Linked DNA regions of Homo sapiens: region 2 is linked to region 1. A link is a loop called in an ENCODE intact Hi-C map of the cell type or tissue named here. Cell type or tissue: heart left ventricle. All regions are shown on one strand. Each heading gives the region's core, and the rest is flanking DNA. Links, peaks and the distances in the headings are about the cores only.

Region 1 (17,756 bases), core at 4,563-12,562:
GATGGCTCACTCTGATGCCATCTTGCAGCTCATTTGTGCCATGGTCACTTTACTCCTTATCAGGCCCAGCATATTCCTGGTTCAGATGTGTTGTGATGTGTGCTGATGTCCAGGAGTGGAGGAGGGAGCCACCTGTTGCCTTTTAGGGGAAAGCCCCTTGTATCATCTTTTTACACAAGGAATGTGCTAGCTCTTAATTGAGAAGGGTGAGCCACCCCTACAGGTTCAGAAGGTTCAGAGGAATCTAGGAATGTTTCAGTCCCATGTGTTAGAGTCCCAGCTGTTGCCAACTGGGGCCCTGACTTTGGTCTAACAGCCCTGCTTTTGTTGAGCATTCAAATGTCTTTGAAATTCAGTAGCTCTATTAAATCCTGTGTTTCATCTTCAGCTTTTGCTGCTCACTCACAGTCATAGATTCTTTGTAGAAACTCTTTGCACACTTAGTTTCAGTGGTTTCTTAAGTATTCTCAGCTTTTCTTTATCCTCCAGTAGGGCATCAATGTAACTTAGTAATAATCAGCAAATTCTATTATTTTCGTACATAGAGATTCCCCTACATTCTAATGCTTGAAACAATGCATTCCTCTTTTCCTACATGCCATCCTGGTCTACCATTGGTGAACCTTTTAAATAACTGGACCTCCATCTCATGCCATGGGCTGTCTGTACACTACCTACCACCAGGCATGATGTCCTTAAAACCAGCGAAGTGGTGAGTGATCTAGTTCCCAAGTCTTTATCTTACCACATCATTTCTCAAACCTTTCTTGGTACCAACTGTTGCAAGTTGGGTGCAGTGCAGTTCTCAGCTCACTGCAACCTCTGCCCCAAGCTCAAGTAATCCTCCGTAATCCTCCTGCCTCAGCCTCCCAAGTATCTGAGACTACAGGAGTACTCCACTACACCCAGCTAAAATTTTTTTTGTAGAAATGGGGTTTCACCATGTTGTCCAGGCTGGTCTTGAACTCCTGGGCTCAAGTGATCCACCTGCCTCAGCCTCCCAATGTGCTTGGATTACAGGTGTGAGCCACTGCACCCAGCCAACAATGAGTTTTTTTTAAAGTATGTCTTTCTCATGCCATATTTGGGACACAATTATAGTAAAAAACATTCATTGTTTATCTGCAATGCAAATTTAACTGGGTGCTCTGTGTTTTTATTTGCTAAATCTGGCAACTCTAGCTGGGGGTCACTCCAAGATGTACATGCTCTTAGATACCACTGCTTTGCCCAGCCATTGTCTAGGAGTCACTGTAAGAATAGTGTGGTCTTGGCTTGAAAGCCAGGGTAGACCCAAAAGTGCTAAGTACTGGGGGCTGTCAGCTAGCCACACTCTTGATAGCTGGGCAGCAAGTACTTTCTTGAAGGCAGAACTGCATCTGCCACATTTATTTTCAGTTTAACTGTTGTCTCCCTTGCTAGATGTAAGCCCAATGAGGCTGAGAATTTTCTTGTTTATTGTCATATCCCCAGTGCCTAACAGGGCTTGGCTTATGGCAGGTGTCCATTGTTACTTCTTAAAGTGAACTGTAATTAGGGCTTCAAGGAGCAGTGGGCATTTAGGGAGAACAGAGAGAAGTCCTCTTGTTGTGTCCCCAGAATCACACTCTGAGTTCTGCTGACTCTTCAATGGGCTTTCCTGCTGAGTGTACAATAAACACAGGTGATATGGTTTGGCTGTGTCCCCATCCAAATCTCATCTTGAATTGTACTTCCCGTAATCCCCACGTATTGTTGGAGGGACCTGGTGGGAGATAATTGAATCATGGGGGCAGTTACCTCCATGCCGTTCTCATGATAGTGAGTGAGTTCTCATGAGATCTGATGGTTTTATAAGGGGCTTTTCCCCAACTTCACTCTATTTCTTTCTGCTCCCGCCATGTGAAGGAGGACATATTTGTTTCCCCTTCTGCTGTGATTGTAAGTTTCCTGAGGCCTCCCCAGCCATGCTGAACTATGAGTCCATTAAACTTCTTTTCTTTATAAATTGCCCAGTATTAGGTATGTCTTTATTAGCAGCATCAGAATGAGCTAATATAGTAAATTGGTACCAGGAGTGGGGTGCTGCTGTAAAGATACCCGAAAATGTGGAAGTGACTTTGGAACTGGGTAACAGGCAGAGGTTGGAACAGTTTGGAGGGCTCAGAAGAAGATAGGAAAATGTGGGAAAGTTTAGAATTTCCTAGAGACTTGGAGGGCTCAGAAGAAGATAGGAAAATGTGGGAAAGTTTAGAATTTCCTAGAGACTTGGAGGTCTCAGAAGACAGGAAGATTTGGGAAAGTTTGGAACTTCCTAAAGACTTGTTGAATGGCTTTGACTAAAATGCTGATAGTGATATGGACAGTAAAGTCCAGGCAGAGATGGTCTCAGATGGAGATGAGGAACTTGTTGGAAACTGGAGTAAAGGTCACTTTTGCTATGCAAAGAGACTGGTGGCACTTTGCCTCTACGCTAGAGATCTGTGGAACTTTGAACTTGAGAGAGATGATTTAGGGTATCTGGCGGATGAAATTTCTGAGCAGCAAAGCATTCAAGAAGTGATAGAGCATAAAAGTTTGGAAAATTGGCAGCCTGACCAGGCAGTAGAAAATAAAAACTCATTTTCTGCAGAGAAATTCAAGCAGACTGCAGAAATTTGTATAAGTAACAAGGAGCCAAATGTTAAATCACCAAGATAATGGGGAAAATGTCTCCAGGGCATGTCAGAAACCTTCACAAAAGTCCTTCCCATCACAGGCCCAGAGGCCTAGAAGGAAAAAATGGTTTCCTGGGCTGGTTGCAGGCCCCCCCTGCTGTGTGCAGCCTTGGGACTTGGTGCCCTGCATTCCAGCTGCTCCAGCAGTGACTAAAAGGGGCCAAGATACAGGCTGTGCCATGGCTTCAGAGGGTGCAAGCCCCAAGCCTTGGCAGCTTCCATGTGGTGTTGGTCCTGCAGGTATATAGAAGACAGAATTGAGGTTTAGGAACCTCTGCCTAGATTTCAGAGGATGTATGGGAAAGCCTGGATGTCCAGGCAGAGGTGTGGTATAGGGGCGGAGCTCTCATGCATAACCTCTGCTAGGGCAGTGCGGAAAGGAAAGGTCGAGTTGGAGCCCCCACACAGAGTCCCCACTGGGGCACTACCTTGTGGAGCTGTGAGAAGAGGGCTATTGTCCTCCAGACCCCAGAATGGTAGATCCACTGACAGCTTGTACTGTGCACCTGGAAAAGGTGCGGACACTCAATGCCAGCCTGTGAAAGCAGCCAGGATGGGGCCGTACTCTGCAAAGCCACAGGATCAGAGCTGCCCAACGTCGTGGGAGCCTACCTCTTACATTGGCATGACTTGGATGTAAGTCATAGAGTAAAAGGAGATTATTTCAGAGCTTTAAGATTTAACTACTGCTCTGTTGGATTCTGGACTTGAATGGGGCCTGTAGCTTTGTTTCCGCCAATTTCTTCCATTTGAAATGAGTGTATTTACCCAATGCCTGTAGCCCCATTGTATCTAGGAAGTAACTAACTTGCTTTTGATTTTACAGGCATATAGGCGGAAGGGACTTGCCTTGTCTCAGATGAGACTGGACTTGAACTTTTGAGTTAATGCTGGAATGAGTTAAGTCTTTGGGGGACTGTTGAAAAAAGCATGATTATGTTTTGAAATGTGAGGACATGAGATTGGGAGGGGCTGGGGTGGAATCATATCGTTTGACTGTGTCCCCACCCAAACCTCATCTTGAATTATAGTTCTCATAATCCCCACGTGTCAACGGAGGGAACTGGTGGGTGGTAATTTAATCATGGGTGTGGTTACCTCCATGCTGTTCTCATGATAGTGAGTGAGTTCTCATGAAATCTGATAGTTTTATAAGGGGCTTTCCCCTGCCTTCACTCTGAACTTCTTCCTGCCACCATGTGAAGAAGTACTTGTTTGCTTCTCCTTCTGTCATGATTGTTAGTTTCCTGAGGTCTCCCTAGCTATGCTGAACTGTGAGTCAATTAAACATCTTTCCTTTATAAATTACCCAGTCTTGGTTATGTCTTTATTAGCAGTATGAGAATGGACTGATACATCAGGTAACGGGTGGAAGATCAACTCTAGGTTGTATGGTCTGAGTTCACAGTCATTGAATTATTCATCAGAGTTAATTCTTTTTAAAATTAGCTAAATGGTTTCTAGTAAACAAACTAGTTTCTAGTTGAGGAATTTCAAGAGAGACCTTGGATGTGAGGTCAGTGCTTATTGCTAATGTGTCCATATTTGCTTACCTCCATATATATGTCCTACAGGGGATTCAACTCAGCAGACCCTGAACAGAACTTGCTCTCTTTTGTTCCACTATGGACTCTTCCATTTTGTCTCTTCTATCATATATTCCAGATTTCCTTGCCCCACTTAGCTGCCATATGCAGCTTCCAGCTTTTGAATAAGGTCTGCAGATTCTGTCCCATTTTCACTCTGATAGCCATCTCTTCCTCTCCACTCCTGTTACACTTTTGTAGTTTTCATCTTCATCATCTCTTACCAGTATACGACTATGTCACTTGGTCTCCCTGCCTTTGGTATTGCCCTCTCTCCAATCCATCTTCCACACTGTTGTCAGGCATTTAGCTTTGAAACATTAAAATAAATTGCATCAAATCAAATCAATCAAATCATGTTATTCTTTCCCCTCAAATCTCCCTTTTATCCGGGATCATGTCCAAACTTCATCTTATTACTCTGCTTGCCAGAAAAGTTTTACTCTACTTTTAAATATACACTCTGATTACATCACACTTTCACTTTACTGGTTCCCCATTACTGGTCGGATAAAGTCCAGTCCTTTCTGCATGGATTACAAGGCTCTCTGTGGTCTGGACTTGCTATAATTTGTGCTGTATCTTCCCTCACATCTTCTGCTGTGACTTACAATCTCATGAATACATCATGCTCTATCAGGTCTGCCAGCCTTTGTTCAAACTCGTCCCTCTGTCTGAAATTACTCTTCTTCTACCCTTCTTGTTGTCTGGATCAGCACTTCTCAAACTTTAATGTGGTACCAACCACCTGAAAATTTTTTTTAATTCAGATGCTGATTCATTACATCTGGAGTGGGGCCCCTATTCTGTATTTCTAACAGGTAATGCTGATGCTGCTGGCTCACAAACCACATTTTGAATAGCAAAGTCCTAGATAACACTTACCATTCAAATGTCAACAAAGGATTATCACCTCTCTGAAGACTTCCCTGAACCTTCCAGAAATAATTGACTACTATTTTTTCCTGTACCTACAGTTTCCTATGACCTTTATCAAAACACTGGTGACCTTTTATTGCATTTTTATCAGTGTCTGTCTTCGTCTTCTAGACTGGGAGCAGGAACCATATTTTATTCATCCTTGGATTGCATACTCTCAGCACAGTGCCTGACATGTAACAGGTATTCAGTAAGAGTGTTGAATGAATGAGTGTTGGGTCATCCTCAGAAAAATGAAAAGTGTATTTACCTTTAGGATTCTCATTCTCCTCAACTTTCTGATGTTAAACTTAAGTATGCTAAATTGGAACATTTTTGGTTGCAAACAGCAGAGACTGATATGGTTTGAATCTGTATCCCCACTTAAATCTCATGTTGAATTGTAATCCCACCCAAATGGTGGAGGTGGGTCCTGATGGGAAGTGATTTGATCATGGGGTTGAATCCTTCATGAACAGTTTGGCAGCATCTCTTTGGTGCTGTTTTTGTGACAAAGTTTTTATGAGATCTGGTTGTTTAAAAGAGTGTGGCAAATACCCCTCTCTTTCTTCCTCCTTCTCTGGCCATGTAATATGGCTGCTCCTGCTTTGCCTTCTGTCATGAGTAAATCTCCCTGAGTCCTCCCCAGAAGCAGAAACTGCCATGCTTCCTGTACAGCCTGCTGAACTGTGAGTGAATTAAACCCTTTTTCTTTATAAATTACTCAGTCTCAGGTATTTTTTTATAGCAATGCAAGAATGGACTAATACCAAAAATTGGTACCAAAGAATGGGGCATTTCTATAAAGATATCTGAAAATGTGAAGCAACTTTGGAACTGGGTAACAAGCAGAAGTTGGAAGAGTGTGGAGGGCTCAGAAGACAGGAAGATGAGGGAAAATTTGGAACTTCCTAGAGACTCGTTAAATTGTTGTGACCAAAATGGTGGTAGTGATATGGACAATGAAGGCCAGGCTGAGAGGGTTTCAGATGGAGATGAGGAATTAACTGGGAACTGGAGCTAAGGTCATGTTTGTTATGCCTTAGCAAAGAACCTGGCAACATTGTTCCCGTGCCCAAGAGATCTATGGAAGTTTGTCCTTGAGAGTGATGATTTAGGGTATCTGGCAGAAGAAATTTCTAAGTGGCAGTGTTCAAGATGTTGCCTGGTTGCTTCTAACAGCCTATGCTCATATGCATGAGCAAAGAAATGGCATAAAACAGAAACTATATTTAAGGAAGAAGCAGAATATAAAAGTTTGGAAAGTTTGAAGCCTGGCCATGTGATAGAAAAAAAAGTCCATTTCCAGGGAAGCAATTCAAGCCAGCTGCAGAAGTCTGTATAACTAAAAGGAAGGCAAATAATGATAGCCAAGACAATGGGGAAAAGTTCTCAAAGGCATTTCAGAGACCTTTGTGGCAGCCCCTCCCAGCCCATCACAGGCCTGAAGGCCTAGGAACAAAGAATGGTTTCTTGGGCTAGGCCCAGGGGCCCAATACCCTGTGCAGCCTTGGGACACTGCTCCCTGCATCCCAGCTGCTCCAGCTCCAGATGTGGTTCAAAAGGGTCCAGGTACAGCTTGGGCCACTGCTGCAGAGGTGCAAGCATAAGCCTTTGCAATTTCCATGTGGCATTAAGCCAGCAAGTGCACAGCATGCAAGAGCTGAGGCTTGGTAGCCTCTATCTAGATTTCAGAGGATGTATGGAAAAGCGTGGATATCCAGGCAGAAGCCTGTTGAAGGGGTGGAGCCTGCATGGAAAACTTCTACTAGGGCAGTGCAGAGGGAAAACGTAGGGTTGGAGCTCCCACTGAGGCACTGCCTAGTGGAGCTGTGAGAAGAGGGCCACCATCCTCCAGACTCTGAAATTGTAGAGCCATTGATGGTTTGCACTGTGCACCAGGAAAAACTACAGGGATTCAATGCCAGCCCATGAAAGCAGCCTTGGGAGCCCAACCCTGCAAAACCACAGGTTTGGAGCTGCCCAAGGCCTTGGGAGCCCATTTCTTGCATCATTGTGCCCTGGATGTGGGACATGGAGACAAAGGAGATTATTTTGGAGCTTTAAGATTCAATGACTGCACTACTGGGTTTTAGATTTGCATGGGGCCTGTAGCCCTTTCTTTTGGCTGATTTCTCCCTTTTGGAACAAGTATTTACCCAATGCCTATACATCCATTGTATCTTGGAAGTAACTAACTTGCTTTTGATTTTATAGGCTCATAGGCAGAAGAGACTTGCATTGTCTCAGATGAGACTGGACTTTTGAGTTAATGCTGAAATGAGCTAAGACTTTGGAGACTGTTGAGAAGGGATGATTGTATTTTGCAATGGGAGGACATGAGATTTGGGAAGGGTCAGGGACAGAATGATATGGTTTGGATCTGTGTCCCCACGCAAATCTCATGTTGAATTGTAATCCCCAGTGATGGAGGTGGGACTTGGTGGGAAGTAGTTGGATCATGGGAATGGATCCTGAATGAATGGTTTGGCACCATCCCTTTGGTGCTGTTCTCATGATAGAGTTCCCATGAGATCTGGTTGTTCAAAAGTGTATAGCACTTCCCCCACCCCTCTTCCTCCTACTCTAGACATGTAAGATGCTTGCTCCTGCTTTGCCTTCCACTATGAGTAAAACTTCCCTGAGGCCTCCCCAGAAGCAGAAGCCACCACACATCCTGTATAGCCTGCAGAACCATGAGCCTATTAAACCTCTTTTCTTTGTAAATTACCCAGTCTCAGGTATTTGTTTTATAGCAATGCAAGCATGGACTCATAAAGAGACCCAACTCACGTTTGCCTTCTCAGATGGGTTCAGGTAGCTGGGAAGGATACTGAGAAGCTCTCAGAATTGAAAAAAAAAAGAGATGAACAATCAGGATATTGGAAAGGGAAGCCTGGGCCCAGATACACCAGAGATATCAGAAACAGGTACTTGTTGGCCTTTTCCTTAGGAGGTGCTATTGGTTGGCTCACACGAGTTGCCTTCTGTGCATCTCTCATTTCTGCTGGTCTCTGCTTCTTTTTTGTTGATCTTTTAATTTCCTGCTACAAACAAGCCTATTTCAGGTTGTTGGACTTTGGGTTTTCAGCAGGCCAAATTTAGTATCACAGCAAAGAAAAGTCATGTGTCCACCTCTGTGGCCGTGACAGGGTATTAATGGTGAGAAGTTGTGTGTGTATGGATGTGTGTATGCATGTGTGTGTATATGTACATATGTGCCTTTGTGGGGTGTGAGGGAGAAGTTCTATTAACAGAAGAAATGAGGTGGATATCTTACTACTTTAATCCCAGCACTTTGGGAGGCCAAAGCGGGTGGATCACGAGATCAGGAGTTCAAGACCAGCCTCGCCTATATGTTGAAGCCCCATCTCTACTAAAAATACAAAAATTAGCCGGGTGTGGTGGCATGTGCCTGTAATTCCAGCTACTCAGGAGGCTGAGGCAGGAGAATTGCTTTAAGCCGGAGGTGGAGGTTTCAGTGAGCCAAGATTGTGCCACTGCACTCCAGCCTGGGTGACAGAGTGAGACTCCGTCTAAAAAAAAAAAAAAAAGAATAGCCACTCTAGTCAGCTAAATTACCTGCAGGTCAGAAAAATTGTTATCAACATAGAGTGGGGAAAAGGGAGAGAGACAGATGGGCTGAGAGGAGGACAAATGCAGGGACACTAAATTCATCTTCTGCTGTCTGCTCCCACTAGTGGCAAATACCGGTGCAGTCTGTTTAGAGTATCTGTGAACCAAATCTCCATGCATGTCAGTATCCTCTCATGAGGGCCATTCAAGCCGTGTGCAGCATTCATTAGTAGCACTATAGAAGGCTTACGGTAGCAAGGCATGACTTTTGAATCAGTAGCTTTGGTTTTCTCATCTATAAAACGTGACTAATAATAATGCCAACCTCACAGAGGTGTCATAAAGCTTAAAAAGAATCATGCATGCAAAGCACTAACTTTTACTGAGCTAAAAGCAAGCAATGCAAAGTAGGACAACAGTTCTTGTTAAAAAGTTCTGAGGAGTTAAGAAATTCTTCCTAGGTCACATAACTTGTGGTTTAGAGAACAGGGTTTTAAACTCAAAGTATGTCTGATTTCTGGGCCTGTGCTCCTTTCACTAGCTCCATAAACATGCAACCTTTTCATATGGAGGTTTGAGGTTAGACAGGAGCAATTTCTCCCTACTTGTTTGTCACAGCCCGTTATTATACAATAGCATAGTTTGACTGCAACTCCCCTGAGAGTCATGGGGAGAGTGGAAAGATCTACAGTGAGAAGTGTTTGCTGAGGACCACACATTGTAACTTTATCATTAGAATTAAGTCTTTAGAAACAAATGAGGAAAAACTGGGAGTTTTTAATACAAGCAATGGTTTACCTAAAAGAAGTGCTTCTTTCATGAAAAGAAAATAATCTAGCAATATTCCACCTTAAAGAAGGAATTTCCTCCTGATTTCTGTTTTTAGGTTATTTGCTTTTAGCTGTTCTGCTGCCACTTTTAACAGTCTGAGCTAACTCCCTCTCCATGTCACTATCTTACTCCAATTGCTTGGCTACCTTAGGAAATGCAAACTAATTTTAATATTAGTCTAAGCAAAAATAGAGCAGGATCAATTGGCTTCTGAAAAGAAATACCATGACACATACTTAAATGAATGAGAAGAACATGGGGGATTATCCCATAGTGTTTATTAGCCCAGCAGGGCTTTCTTAGGGACATGTCATCTATAGAGAAATAATACTCCAATTTTACTTGTCTCTGTTATTATGTATGTCTGCCGAGGGTCTTTGGGTAGAATAGCAGCATAGCTAGTCTACTTTGGCTAATCACTCTATCACACTCTCACCCTTGTGATTAACTCTAAGATAAAAACAAATAAAACCCAAACAAACAAGATGAAACCCTCAAAGCAAAACCCAGAAACAAGACAAAGGAAATGTTCCTTTTCTCTCTTGAACCCTATTTCATGGTTATTTTAACATATTTTATGTCTTTACATATTTTGTAGCCATTTTGTATTTATCATTACTTTACTCTCTGTAGCCATCAAGAAAAAATACTGAAAATGAACAGTACACATCTCCTGCTCAATGTCTTTAGCCACTCTGAAATTGTCTTTGGAACAATCTGAGTGGTTTGCAAGCAGATGTGATTGCCGAGTGAAGAGATTCTTAAGCACCTGAAGAAATAACAAGAGGAACTGCCACACTCTGGGCACACACAAGGACCAGGCAAAAGCCAGGAGCTTTATACCTTTCAATTCATTTGATCCTAACAGCAACTTTATGAGGCAGGACTTTTCCTTATGCCCATTTTGCAGATGAGGAAATCTAGCCTTAGGTCCTCCATCTAGTAAATGGGAATTGTGATTTCAATCCATATAACAATAATAAAACAATGGCCAACATTTGTATTAGGCTGTGTTTGCATCATTATAAAGGAATATCCGAGACTGAGTAATTTATAAAGAAAAGAGGTTTAACTGGCTCATGGTTCTGCAGGCTATATAGGAAGCATAGCGCCGGCATCTGCTTGGCTTCTGGTGATGGCCTCAGGAAGTTTACAATCATAGCAGAAGGGGAAACAGAGCTGGCACACCACATGGTGAGAGGGGGAGCCAGGAGGTAGTGGGGTGGGGACGGGAGGTGCCAGGCTCTTTAAATAACCAGTTCTCACATGAACTAACAGAGCGAGAAGTCACTTATTACCATGGGGAAGGCACAAAACCATTCGTGAGGGGTCCACCCCCATGATCCAAATACCTCCCACCAGGCCCCACCTCCAACATTTGGGATTACATTTCAACATAATATTTGGAGGGGACAAACGTCCAAACTATACCAACATGTATTAAGCATTTATCATTTTCCAAGAGCTCTTCTAACAGTTTGGCATGCATTAACTCATTTAAACTCCATAAAATCTCTGAGAGGTAGGAACAATATATAAACACTTCAATTTAGCAGATAAGGATACTGAGGGACAGTACAACTTAAAGCCTGATCTCTCGGTGGGAGCTGGAGCGGCTTCCTCCTTTGTGATTTTCCTCTGCTTCAGTCGTATTCACCTCCCAGAGACTATCATCTGCCCCTGCTAGTTGTAGAGCAGATAGGATTCAGAGAGTTGGTTGTATAAGCTCTATTGTGACCTCTTCTGGCAATTAGATTAGAAAACAATTACATTTAGCTATAGCATATTCATTGGGGAACAGGGTGTTTCAGGAGTTGAGTAAAAAAAAAAAAAAGCATTTTTTAGGAAGACAAAATAGGATCATACTCAGTATTTCCTTCTAAAACTTTATTCTTAGCTCTTCTGCCTGAGAGTTACACTGTTGAGAGAAAACGAGGCTGCACCTGCCTTAAGGGCTGCAGAATGTTGCTACTTTGCTGTGGCAATTTTCTGTCCAAAGACATGGAAAAGGCCATGCCCCGGGCAGGGGGTCAGGCCAAGGGATCTCCAAGGTCACTTCCAAGGAAAATTAATATGTCTGGGAGACACAGGAAACTAAGGACCCAGGAAGTTCAGTCAATATTGGGCGAGTGTAGGCACTCCTCTGGCTGTTGCAGGACATCATTGACCCTTGTGAATCTTAAAGGCCAGTGCATACCAGTGCTGGTTATATTTACACAACGGGCTAAAATTAGCTGGCATGCTCTCCTGGCAACTGGAAAGATATAAGGCTCCCAATTTATCTAGCAATGCTAATTTGGGCAAAACCAAAAATGGTTCTTTTGCTGTTCTCAGTGCATAGGCATTCCACAACAACAGCCTTTTCCTTCCTCTTCCTCTTCTCTACATTTAAGGAAATTTCAAATATAAATCCAGGCTGACTTTGGTTCTGGACAAAACTACAAATATGGAAACCTAAAAGGGGTCCTATAAACAGAAGGGCTTAGGGATTTCTCTGTGTTCAAAGTAGAACAAAAATAAGGTAAAAACATGTTACTATTTTCCATTAACACTGGAAGACACGAACTTAGAAGGGCACCAGTTAGCACATCAGCATTGTGCAGCTGGAACCTTCAGGGGAGGGGTGAATGAAGGCCTTGAATGTCATGGTAAATGCCACTCAAGATGTAAGCAGCCTAGATCCACCCCTGGCTGGAATTGTGAATGTCTTCACCTCTTTGAAGTGCCTGTAATCTGTCTTGAAGAAGAGTGCAGCTCCACAGGTATAAGTTTCACATGTATACAGCTCCACATGAAAGGGAGATAGAATAAATTATTCATGCCCACTAAAAAGTAATATTAGGACATGAGGCACATATTTGTGATACATCCAACAGACCCGCTGATTGGAAGAGAGAGTGGAGAAATGAGAAGAACCCAGGTTTAGGTGTTAAAGAGACCTGAGTTCAAGCTCCATGGTCTCCTTGGGTAGCAGGTAGTAGACCTGAAATTACTGTTCAAGCCTAGACTTGTCTTTAAAGGGTTATCAGGGAAGCCAGTGATGGTGAAATTTAAATTGAGTATCTGGTGTCTGAGGATGGCTAAATGAAAAAAACAGGGAATATATAGAAGGAAAAGCATTTGAAAGAATAAGTAAGGTTTCAATAAAGTATAACAACTATTATATTAAAGGTGTTATAGAAAGAGACCAGAAAATGTAAAAAAAAAAAAAATTTCATTAGGGAATTTAAAAATATAAGTCCAAATTATAGAACATTCTACCTAACAGCTGCAGAATATACATTCTTTTCATCAGAACATGAAACATTCTCCAAGATAGAACATATGTTAGGCCACAAAACAAGTCTCAACAAATTTTTAAAAATTGAAATCATATCAAGCATCTTCTCAGATCACAGTAGAATAAAGTTAGAGAAACTTCAGAAACTATATAAATACATAGAAATTAAACAGCATGCTCTTGAATGACCACTGTATTCAATGAATACATTAAAACAGAGATGAAAACATTTGGAAGCAAATGAAAATGGAAGTACAACATAACAAAACCTGTAGGATATGGCAGAAACTGTGCGAGGAAGGGAGTTTGTAGCATTAAATGCCTACGTTAATAAAGTGGAAAGATTATAAATTAACAATCTAATCATGTACCTCAAGGAATTAAGGGCAAATCAAACTCATATTAGCAGAAGAAAAGAAATAACAAAGATCAGAGCAGAACCAAATGAAATAGAGACTAAAAATACAAAGGATCAATGATATGAAAAGTTGGTTCTTCCAAAAGATAAAATCATAAACCACCAACTAGACTAACCAAGAAAAGGAGAAGACCCAAATAAACAAAATCAGAAATGATAGCGGAGACATTAAAACTAATACTAAAAAAATATAAAAAAATCAACAGATACTATTATGAACAACTATACACTTATAAACTAGAAAACCTAGAGGAAATGGCCACATTCCTAGAAACATACAACCTCCCAAGATTGAACCAGGAAGAAACAGAAAACCTGAACAGATCAATAACAAGCAGCAAGACTGAATCAATATTAAAATGAAAACAAAATCCTCCCAACAAAGAAAAGCCCAGGGCTATCTGAACTCACAGTTAAAGTCTACCAAATGTATAAAGAATAACTAGTACCAACCTACTGAAACTATTCCAAATAATTGAGGAGAAGGGATTCTACTGTAACTCATTCTGAGGCCAGTATCTCTCTGATACCAAAACAAGAAAATGACACAACAAAAATAGAAAACTACAGGCCAATATCCCTGATGAGCATAGGCACAAAAATCCTCAACTAAATACTAGCAAACCAAATCCAACAACACAATAAAAAGATAATACACCATTAACAAGTGGGATTTATATCAGGGATGCAAGGAAGATTCAACATATGTAAATCAATAAATACGATACATAAACACAAACAGAATCAAGGACAAAACCTATATGATTATCTCAATAGACACAGAAAAAGTATTTGATAAAATTCAGCATCCCTTCAGATAATAACTGTCAATCATCTGAGACCAGCCTGGCCAATGTGGCAAAACCCTGTCTCTACTAAAAATACAAAAATTAGCCAAGTGTGGCAGTGGTCGCTTGTAATCCCAGCTACTCGGGAGGCTGATGCAGGAGAATCATGTGAACCTGGGAGGTGGAGGTTGCTGTGAGCTGAGATCGTGCCACTCACAATTCAGCCTGCGCAGCAGTGTGAGACTCCATCTAAAACAAAACAAAACAGAACAGAACAGAATAAAACAAAATATCAATGTCGTTTTCCACAGAATTAGAAAAAAAATCCTAAAATTCATATGGATCCAAAAAAAAGAGCCAGAATAGCCAAAGCAATCCTAAGCAAAAAGAACAAAGCTAAAGTTACCACATTACAAGTTCAAACTATATTACAAGGCTACAGGAACCAAAAGAGTATGGTGCTGGCATAAAAATAGACACATAGATCAATGAAATAGAAAAGAAAACTCAAAATAATGCCATTTTTTTTTAGCCAACTGATCTTTGATAAAATTGACAAGAACATACACTGTGGAAAGAACACCCTTTTCAATGAATGGTGCTGGAAAAATTAGATTGCCATATGAAGAAAAATGAAACTGAACCCTAACTCTCACTATGTACAAAAATCAATGCAAGATTGATTAAAGACTTAAATATAAGACCTGAAACTATAAAAATACTAGAAGAGGCATGGTACAGTGGCTCACACCTGCAATCCTAGCACTTTGGGAGCCTGCACCAAGAGGATCACTTGAGGGCAGGAGTTCAAGACCAGTCTGGGCTACACAGTGAGACCCTGACTCTACAAAAAATAATAATAAAAAAAATTAGCCAGGCATGGTGGCATGTGACTGTAGTCCCAGCTACTCAGGAGGCTGAGGCAGGAGGACTGCTTGAGCCCTGGAGTTTGAGGCTGCAACAAGCTATGATTCTGCCATTGCACTCCACACTGCCTCTAAACTAAAACAAAAACAAACTGAAAATAACAACAACCAAAACCGAAATACTAGAAGAAAACCTAGGGAAAACTTTTATGGACATTGGTCTAGGCAAAGAATTTCTGACCAAGACCTCAAAAGCACAGGCAAAAAACCAAAAAATAGACAAGTGGTACTTATTTAAACTAAAAAGCTTCTGCACCACAAAAGAAATAGAAGAGTGACCAGACGGCCTATAGAATGGGAGAAAATATTTGCAAAGTATTCATACAACAGGGAACTAATATCTAGACAAGGAACTCAAGCAACTTAATAACAACAAAAACAAAGAATAACATTAAAAAGTGAGCAAAGGACACTAATAGACATTTTTCAAAACAGGACAAATGATCAACAGAAAAATTGCTCAACATCAGTAATCATCAGAGAAATGCAAATCAAAACCACAGTGGGATATCATCTTGCCCGAATCAGAATGACTATTATTAAAAGGACGAAAATAATACAAATTATTTTCAAACAGTACAACCTCTATGACAAACAGTATGGAGATTTCTCAAAGAACTAAAAATTAAACTACCATTTGTTTCAATCCGGCAATCCCACTACTAGGTATCTACCCAAAGGGAAAGAAAACAATACATCAAAAAGATACCCACACTGGTATGTTTATTGCAGCACTATTTACAACAGCAAAGATATGGAATCAACCTAAGTGTCCATCAGCAGAAGATTGGATAAAGAAAATGTCGTATGTCTGTACAATTAAATACCATTCAGCTACAAAAAAGAATGAAATTACATCTTTTGCAACAACATAGATGAAACTGGAGGCCATTATCTTAAGTGAAACAAGCCAGGCATAGGAAGTCAAATATCACATGTTCTCACTCATAAATGGGTGGTAAAAAATGTGTACACATGGATCTAGAGAGTGGAGTGATAGACAATGGAGACTTGGAAGGTTGAGGAGGTGGGAGAAAGATGGGTGAGAAATTAGTTGGTACAATTTACGTTACTTGGGTGATGGATAATCTAAAAGCCCTGACTTGACCATGTACACAATCTATGCAGGTGACAAAATTGCACATAAACCTCATGAGTTTGTACAAATAAAAACAAACAGAAAAATAAAATATATATTTACATAAGTAAACTTTATCCACTTTTCTATTGCTGGCCCCTTTTTAAACTAATACTTACTAATACGAAATCAAGACTTTTGGCTGGGTGCGGTGGCTCATCCCTGTAATCCCAGCACTCTGGTAGGCCGAGAATGGAGGATCACTTGAGGTCAGGAGTTCAAGACCAGCCTGGCCAACATGGCAAAATCCCATGTCTACTAAAAATACAAAAATTAGCCGGGCATGGTGGTGCATGCCTGTAATCCCAGCTACTCAGGAGGCTGAGGCAGGAGAATCACTTGAACCTGGTGGGGCAGAGGTTGCAGTGAGCCAAGATTGCACCACTGTACTCCAGCCTGTGTGACAGAGTGAGACTCCGTCTCAAAAAATAAAATAAAATAAAATAAAGACTGTTAGCCTTTGCCTAAATATAGTTTTCTTTTTTCCTGCAACTTTGCCATTTATATGTTGTCTTTATGGCAGTGTCTCTTGACATGTAAATATACATGTATGTGCTTACGTGCATGTTTTTAAAGAGTTAATTTAAGAACTTATTGTTCATGGTTGGGTTTCTTATCAAACTTACAAAAGTCTATTTTTCTAGTACTTTTATGAATTCATTTTCTCTTTCAACCTTCAGCTATATGGAATTTATTCTGGTGTATGGTATGAGGTCCATGAGTCAATTTATTTTTTCCAGGTAGCCACCCACTTGTCTGAACATTATTCGTTGACTAATAGGTTTTTTTCTACTAATTTGAAATGGTCCTTTAACAATTTACTAAATCTCTCAATTTATTTGGATCCATATCTTGCTTCCTATTCTAATCCACTGTTTATTAATTCATGCATCACACTGCTTAAATTATTGTCATTTCATAATATGCATTAACTTCTACTCATTAATTTTCTTTTTTTAATGTCTTTGGCTATTTTAGATTTATTTTCCCATATGAACTTTAGAATTTGCTTGTCTAGTTTCAAATGATTCCTATTGGTAATTTTATTGAAGAGTATTTCAAAATTATAAATTAAACTTTGGGAGAGTTGACATTTTTATAACCTGAGGATTCCTATCCAAGAACAGGCATGTAGCTCACTTGTTCAAGTCTTCTTTTGTTTCCTCTGTAAAATGTTTCTTACAAACAACATATAGTTGGATCTTTCTCTGAGGACCAATTTGATATAATAGATTATTTTAGTCCATTTCCAGTTTGTATTAGTCTGTTCTCACGCTGCTATAAAAAAACTGCCTGAGACTAGGTAATTTACAAAAGAAAGAGGCTTACTTGACTCACAGTTCCACATGGCTGGGGAGGCCTCAGGAAACTTACAGTTATGGCAGAAGAGGAAGCAAACACGTCCTTCTTCACATGGAGGCAGGAAGAAGTGCTGAGCGAAGGCAGAAGACCCCCTTATCAGAAGAGCCCAGCATCAGATCTCGTAAGAACTCACTCACTATCACGAGAACAGCATGGGGATAACCGCCCCTGTGATTCAGTTACCTCCTGCTAGGTCCCTCCCACAATATGTGGGGATTATGGGAACTACGATTCAAA
Region 2 (8,000 bases), core at 1-8,000, 140 kb before region 1:
GCCCAAATTCTTATGGAGCTTATACTTTATTTAGGAAGGCAAACAAACAATTTTAGTTAGTGATAAGTGGTATTTTTACCTGCCTCCCCCTCCGCCCCCCAAAAATAAGATAGAGACAGGGTGCTGGGAGCCGGCAGCTATTTTAAATAAAGTGATCAGGATAGGACCCCTTAGCGACCCCTAAGTTGGTGACATTTGAGCAGTTTTGTTGGATGAATGTACCTGAATCCCATACTCTCTCTTTTCACCATTACACACAGCTATTAGGATAACACTGCCTTCATGACAATTCTCACAAAATGTGGGTAAAAGACAGTATCAGAAAACCTTAAAAAAAGAAAAAGCTTAGATATAAAAGCTTGGCCTAGAGCTATTATGTACAATTGAATACTTTGCCTTCTTCCCAAATTTCTTGTCCCCAAAAGGGTTTCTAAATGTCTTCTCAAGTCAAAATAATCTTTGGGAAGAGAGGACTGCCTTATTATGCCAAGTTGAAGTAGAAGACAGAGAAGCTGAATTCCTTCAGAACATTGCTGGTATTTGCTCTTTTCCCAGGGATGATAGATAAGTCTCTGAAATTTGGGAAAGAGGCAAAAAAAAAAAAAAAAAAAAAAAAAAAAAAGAAAGAAAGAAAGAAAGAAATGAGAGTGGAGGGATTTTAAAAGCCTGATCCTGACATGGAGCTCTGATCTTTGTAGTTCAAAAGGTTTATTGTACTCAACGGGTTGGCAATCCTTGGTTGTCTACCAGGCTTGACCAAATAGAGAGGTATGTGACATGCCCAGAACAAGTCCTCACCTGGATCAGCCAAAAGGCTAAGGGTAGGACCCTATCTTCCCAGAAGCTATACTAAGCTAGGCTGCTCATGAAAGAGTTGTAGGGCTCAAGCATCCAAAGGTGCATACATTAAAGAGTAAAGTTATGCTAATTGCTTAAAGTCAAAGCAGCACCAGTACCCAAGAACAGTGATGGGGAATACTAATCTATATTCTAGATCTGGACTGCCAATAGAGAAGTCACTAGCCACATGTGGCTACTAAGCATTTGAAATGTGGCTAGTTTAAGTTCAGATGTAATGTAAGTATAAAATACACACTAGACTTCAGACATAACCTGAACAGGTAATCTCAATAATTTTATATTAATTACATTTTGAAATGAAAATATTTTAGAGATATTGGGTTAAATGTATTATTAAAATTAATTTTACTTGTTTCTTTTTTAGTGTGGCTACTAGAAAATTTTAAATTATACACATGGCTCACATTTTATCTCTACCAAAGGGTGCTATTCTAGATGGAGACAGAATCCCTCCTATCAAGAGGTGAGTTTATTTTCACACCAACAACTGAGATGCAGTATCTTATTCCACTTTTGCTGGTAAAAAAGAGGTTTCAATAGGCCCAGTCACCTGCCTATTCTGGTGAATGGCAGCAAAAAGACATAAATTCAGGTTTTCTGATGCAATTTTTTTTTTTTTTAGATGGATTCTCACTCTGTCGCCTAGGCTAGAGTGCAGTGGCGCGATCTCGGCTCACTGCAACCTCTGCCTCCCAGGTTCAAGTGATTCTCCTGCCTCAGCCTCCCTAGTAGCTGGGATTACAGGTGCCCATCACCATGCCTGGCTAATTATTTGTATTTTTAGTAGAGACGGGGTTTCGCCATGTTAGCCAGGCTGGTCTCCAACTCCTGGCCTCAAGTAATCTGCCCACTTCGGCCTCCCAAAGTGCTGGAATTACAGGCGTGAGCCACTGCGCCCAGCGTTGATGTGAATTTTTGAAAGCATTTTTTCAGAGACTAATACCAAAAACTGTCTTTCCTGACAATTTTTTTTCAGATAGTTTTAGTAAAAGACAACTTTAAGATGCTGAACAATGTAATATTCTGACTTGCTTTGTTTTTCGTTTGGATGATATACTGTTATTATCATAGTTAACACTTAATGGGTTTACGTACCAGGCATTATCTTAAATATGCACATGTATCCAACATACTATGTCCATGTATGTCCTAATCAACATATATTTAATTCAATACAATTTAATAATCTAATCTTTACTACATTCCTATTAATTAGATAGCATTTGGCCTCTTATAGATAAAAAAATGAGTAGAGAATTTGAGCAAGTTGTCTAAAATTATGAAGCTAGTTAGTGGTTAAAACCAATATTTGAATCCATTTTGTTAACCAATGTATGTGTGATACATTTTCTTCACACTTTATTTACATAGATCTACGATATATAGAAAAAGAATGTCTTACTCCTTATTTTAGGAGCCTTAAATATGTCTACTTGTACAATTAGATCTCCTTTTAAACTGTATAGAGCCCTTTTCAGTAGCTTATTTGTTCCTTTAAAAAAATCTCTAGAAGATACATCTCCCACATGGCTTTTAAAAACTGTTAAAGCACAACCTTACATAAATTAGAACCTGAGGAAATCCAGGCTTGAAGCTCGGTGAAACTGGAAAAAGTAAAATGAGGATTTGGTTTCCCATAGATGCTTAAAAAACTTCTCATCACTACAAAACTCACTTCTAATTCTTAGTTTATAATTTGAAGTCCATACTAGCAGTACAGCACATTTTAAAAATATCTTAAAGATTTCATGCCAAACTCTCTAACTGCTCAACTGCTGTAGTGGTTAACCCAATTGGTCCAAGAATGATGTTAAAAAGGTCCTAGTCTAAGGTTAAGACTATGTATACAGACCAAGTAGAGTCTTCATTCTCAACAGCTACTCCACACAGATTCTATAGCCATAAGAAGCACCTGGGTCAGAAAGGGAGTTAGGCTCACCAAAGATGTCCTCAGGTGGGAAAACACTTAAGTAACAACTTAGCTAATATTTAATGAGCACTAACCAAATATCAGGCTTGGCCTCAGGACTCTGTATGGATTATAGTATGGACAGTTACTATCCTCCCTGGGCAAGTGAGGAATGTAGTGCTGGAGAGCCTGACTAGGCTGCTCACAGCTGCACAGCTGTGCAGCAAAGATGGTATCCATCCCTGGGCTGCGCAGCTCCAGGCCTAAAATCCAAACCACTATGCAATGCATCTCAGAATTAGTAACATTTGGTCCCTGGCATCAAAATCAAAAATTCATATCATATTTTTTTAATTTATTATTATTTCTTTGTTTAAGACAGGGTCTTACTCTGGTCATCCAGGCTGGAGGGCAGTGGCATGATCATGGTTCACTGCAACCTCAAACTCCTGGGCTCAAGTGATCCTCCTGCCTCAGCCTCCTGAGTAGTTTGGACTACAGGCATGGGCCACTGTATTAGTCTGTTTTCACGCTGCTGATAAAGACATACCTGAGACTGTGCAATTCACAAAAGAAAGAGGTTTATTGGACTTACAGTTCCAAATGGCTGGGGAGGCCTCACAATCAAGGTAGAAGGCAAGGAGGAGCAAGTCACATCTTACGTGAATGACAGCAGGCAAAAAGAGAGTTTGTGCAAGGGAACTCCTCTTTTTAAAACCACCAGATCTCGTGAGACTTATTCACTATTGAGAAAACAGCGTGAGAAAGACCCGCCCCCATGATTCAATTACCTCCCACTGGGTTCCTCCCACAACACATGGAAATTGTGGGAGTTACAATTCAATTTGAGATTTGGGTGGGGACACAGCCAAACCATATCGGCCACCATGCCCGGCTAATTTTTAAAATTTTTGTAGAGACAGGATCTTCCCATATTGCCCAGGCTGGTCTCAAACTCCCACATTAAAGCGATCCTCCTGCCTCAGCCTCTCAAAGTACTGGGATTAACCAGCACACCTGGCCCTTTATACTTACCTCATCACAAACATCATTAAACTTTTGCCTAATGTTTACTAAGTGAATTCCCTACTTTTACCATTTGTTAGATTTGAACCAGGTTGTTGGACAAATTAATAGAAAAATGGCCACTGCATCATCTAAAGCAGTGGTTCTAAAATTTAAATGGGCATCATGATCACTAATTAGAATTTTTAAAGAATTGACTCACAGGCTCCATCCCAGACCAATTAATTCAGAATATCTAGGAGATTCGCACCAGGACTATAACTCTACAAAACCCTCTCACTGATGCAGCCAAAAGATGACTCGGAAACATTGGCCAAGGGAGAGTAGGAGGTAGTCACAAAAATCTTACTGACTAGTACCATCGTTAGGGTGCCCATTCCAGGATTTGGCTCTCTGCTAAACCATCATCAGAAGTCACTTTATTATCACCATTAAGAAACCATTATGACAGGACAAAAAATAATTAAAGAATTTGTGATCAATGTACTCTCCCTATAATGCAGATATACATGAAAAACCAAGGTAGTATAGCATAGTTGTTCCAGATAATGTTGAGGCAGACTGCCTAGATCTGAATCCCAGTACTGCCATTAGGCAAACTACTTTGTGTTTCTGTGTACAAGGAAGATAACAAAGGTACCTATCTCACAGGGTTCTTGTGAGGCTTAAAGGAGATAATATATGTAAAGTTTACTGGTTTACAGTGTCTGGTAACTTGTAAGTATTCAATAAATGTGAGCTTTACCATAAATTAGATCACTGGATGAGCATAAAATGATAAGGAGAATCAGCATCACAATACTGAATAATATCAGACTATGATTAGTTTGATGCACTAATCATAAATAACAGATATCATGCCGATGGAACTTGAAATGTGTATCATTCACTGGTATTAATTCCCTGCCGCCATTTCTACCCTAGCCATTTCTACCCTAGTGATAGTCTTGCAACTCAAGTATGAAATTTAAGACACATTTCTTCACCTGAATAGGAAGAGCCTATCTTTGAATGCAGTACACTTCTTTTACTGGGGTAGGGTGAGGTGTGTGTCCAAGATTGACCAATGCTTTTCTATTATGCATTCTTTCCTTCACTTTATGTTTAATTTATGTTAAAAATAAACATATGTTTACATTCCAGTACAGTCCCACTGGTCTAGAAGCTATTTTGTTTTGCCGCTTCCCAATTCCTTTGCATATACCCTCTCTGATGCACTATTACATGTTGATTTCATAGTTGAACTATTATAGAGCTATCCTATTTCCTATTTTCAAGTTCTTGAGGGTGTCTACACAAAAGGTACAAGGTCATTTGTTGTTGCTATCTTAGATGTATGTGTGGTCCACCCAGGTCTCTTATGTATCACAGAGAGTGAGCTTCCCAGCTTTGATGTCAAAATATACAAATTTCTGCTCTTGAGTGCTAATTCTGCTATCACTGATGATAAAACAATAATAATCTTTTCTCTCATGTCTTTAAGTGTCTTCATTGATTAGTAATGCTCTGTTTATTAAAACTGACCAAAGGCTGACTTCCTTTGTTAAAATCTTTTAGGTGTGTTGGTTTTATCTGTCAACTTAGATGCATATTTTTTCTTCCTTCCTTAAGCAGTTCACAATCTTCATACACATTTCTTGATAATGCTCATTTTATATACATTTTTGTCTTGAAAACTCTTATCTGCTAACAGTTTATAAGTAAACTGTGGTCATGTTCAAAGAGAAGAGGCATCAGTTTCCTGCTTTTGATACCTATTCTTACACGTGAAACTAACACTAATTTAAAAAATCCAGAATAGCTGTAATTCGCTTCCATGCATCTTCTTGTTTTATTTGTATAATGAACTAATTATTCTCTTATGTATGTATATGTGTATATATATTACATAATGTGCCGTATATTGGCACGTTTCTTTCTTTCAAAGGCCTACACGAGTTGCAATTTCACAGAGAACCCTAAGGACAGCATTTTCTTCTACCGAGTACAACACTTTATTTTTTTTTATTTTTATTTTTTGCTAAGACAAAGCAACAGGCAGCGAAGCACACCTTGCTTGAACAGGGTTAGGAAAGAGTCTGGGGGTTTAAGCATGGTCTGGGGATCTTAGACTGAGCAAGCCAGCAGACCTTGAAAGGTCTAGGAAGGCAGAAAAGGTTACCCTACTTCTGTAGGCTGGCTTGTAGAGTCGAGTGGGACCCCTAGGTCATAGAGGCTGGTAGCTCAGTGGTAAGACTGGGATGGCCCCATTCCCCGTCTTACCAATATAAATTCCATGATCAATCAAAATAATCAATTCCTCACACATACCCTTGATAGTGTCACTCTTTTGTACTTCGACTCCCCTTCCCCTCTCTTCTTTGGTCATACTTGCTCAACTAAACTCTAATCCTGGCTAACTCTATCTAACTCTCTATGTACTCTGCCTCTACAAGATTACAGTGGAACTTTGTGGAAGAAAAACATGCAACCATGCTGACTGGTCTCTCACCTTAAATTCATGACCATGAACCTCAAGTGAATCCTTCATCTGCCAGGCTGTCATACTCAATGCCCCAAGTCCATTACGCTTCTTGCTAGTATTTCACACCTTCTCCTCTCTCTTCAAACCCCCAACATATCCTCCTCCATCCTCACTCTCCACTGAGGACCTCTATTTTACTGAAAACAAAAGGCAATAAAATAACTGAAACAAAGAGAACTTTTACCACCACACCTATTCACCTACTAGCATCTATACTTTGTGTTCTTGCCTATTTCCAGAACTTCATGTACCTATCTAAAGCCATCCTCTGCCCTATATGCCAGATCCTGTCACCATGACCTAAGAACACTGATCAAGTAATTGTCCCTTTTCACTTACATCTTTTGCCATCTACTGAAGATTCTTAATGACATTTAAACATATTTCCCCAGCTCAAAAAGAACCCCCTAAAACCACTTCTGTTGACCCTACTTCCCTTATTAGCTATTTATTTGCTTTCTTTTGCAGTAAAACTCCTTGACATAGTGGCACTTATTCTCTTTAACTCCTCTCTTCCCATTCTTTTTTCACCTTTTCTTTACTTTATTAAGATTAAATACTTATGTATTCATAGTACAATATTCAAAACCAGAAAATAAAAAAATTTCCAACTGCTGACATTATCCAGACTTTTGCTCCTACCACTTCATTGAAACTGCTCTTGAAAAGACCACCATGACCTATGCATTGCTAAATCTAGGAATCTATTCTCAACCCCATCTTACTCAACCCACTTAACACAGTTGATCCCACCTCCTCAACACTATGTGTTTACTTTGCCTTCCAGGACCTACTATTCCCATTGTCCTCCTATCTCACTGATTTCTCCTTTTAGTGGTACCTCAGGGCTCAGTCCTTGGTCCTCCCTTCAAACTTTCATTGTTTAAATAATGATGCATATGCTGATCATTCCAGGAGTCATAAGTCCAACTCCCAAATGGACATCTCCATTTGAATATGTTATAACTTACATTCCGTTTTCTTTTCATGACCCACATACAATTCATTAGCAAATATGAATTTACCTTCAAAACCTATCAAGATTCTGATCACTTTTTACCACCACCTTGATGCAAGCCATTACCATCTCCTGCCTGGATTACTGCAATGGCCTTCTAACAGGTCTGCTTTCGACATAGTAGTCTGAGTGATTCCTTTAAACATAAATCAGATCATATAATTCTTCTACTCAAAACCCTGCCTGAAACGGATCTTCATTTCTCTCAGAGTAAAAGCAAAATCCTTAAGATGGCTCTACAAGAACTGCGCCACGTGCCTGCGGCCATGCCCAACCCCATCACCTCTAACACTCCTTCACTCACTGCTGTCCAGCCACATGGGCCTCAGGTCATTTCTCAACAACTCAGTCACACTCCTGCTTTAGAGTCTTTAATCTTGCCATTCCCTCTACCTGAAACACCTCTCCCCTCAGATATCTGGCTAACTCCTTTACCTGGTCTTTGTTCAAAAGTCACTCTTAATGAGGCCTATCCTCAACACAAGTTTACTTAAAATTGTAACACCTCACTGGCCAATTTCCTTTACTCAGCTTGACTTTCCCCTTTTCTACAGTATTTATCACCTAATATAATACACACTATCATTTGTTTATTGCCTACTAGGTTGTTTGATGAGTCTCAAGTGCCCAGAATTGTATCTGGAAGACAAAGTGCTTAGTAA

The links. Hi-C counts contacts between places; a loop is a spot of excess contacts. Peaks named below come from ENCODE experiments on the same cell type or tissue, not always from the same donor. Only the 100,000 strongest peaks of a DNase experiment are listed, where the experiment ranks them.
Region 2: a loop joins it to region 1, with 2.3 times the contacts of the local background. A loop is called at or near these places in 13 of 110 quality-filtered maps.

Annotation. Positions count from the first base shown.
Region 1 is chr10:91,082,520-91,100,275 of GRCh38, reverse strand. No RefSeq gene overlaps it. Among named protein-coding and RNA genes, the nearest start is that of LINC00502, 46 kb to the right of the region's middle. In heart left ventricle, for the core only: CTCF peaks have their summits at 8,913 and 11,341 (motif pointing left); no DNase peak of the experiment used is centred there; H3K27ac peaks cover 3,575 bases.
Region 2 is chr10:91,231,224-91,239,223 of GRCh38, reverse strand. All of the region lies in intron 2 of PCGF5 (polycomb group ring finger 5), which reads right to left. Among named protein-coding and RNA genes, the nearest start is that of PCGF5, 15 kb to the right of the region's middle. In heart left ventricle, for the core only: no CTCF peak of the experiment used is centred there; no DNase peak of the experiment used is centred there.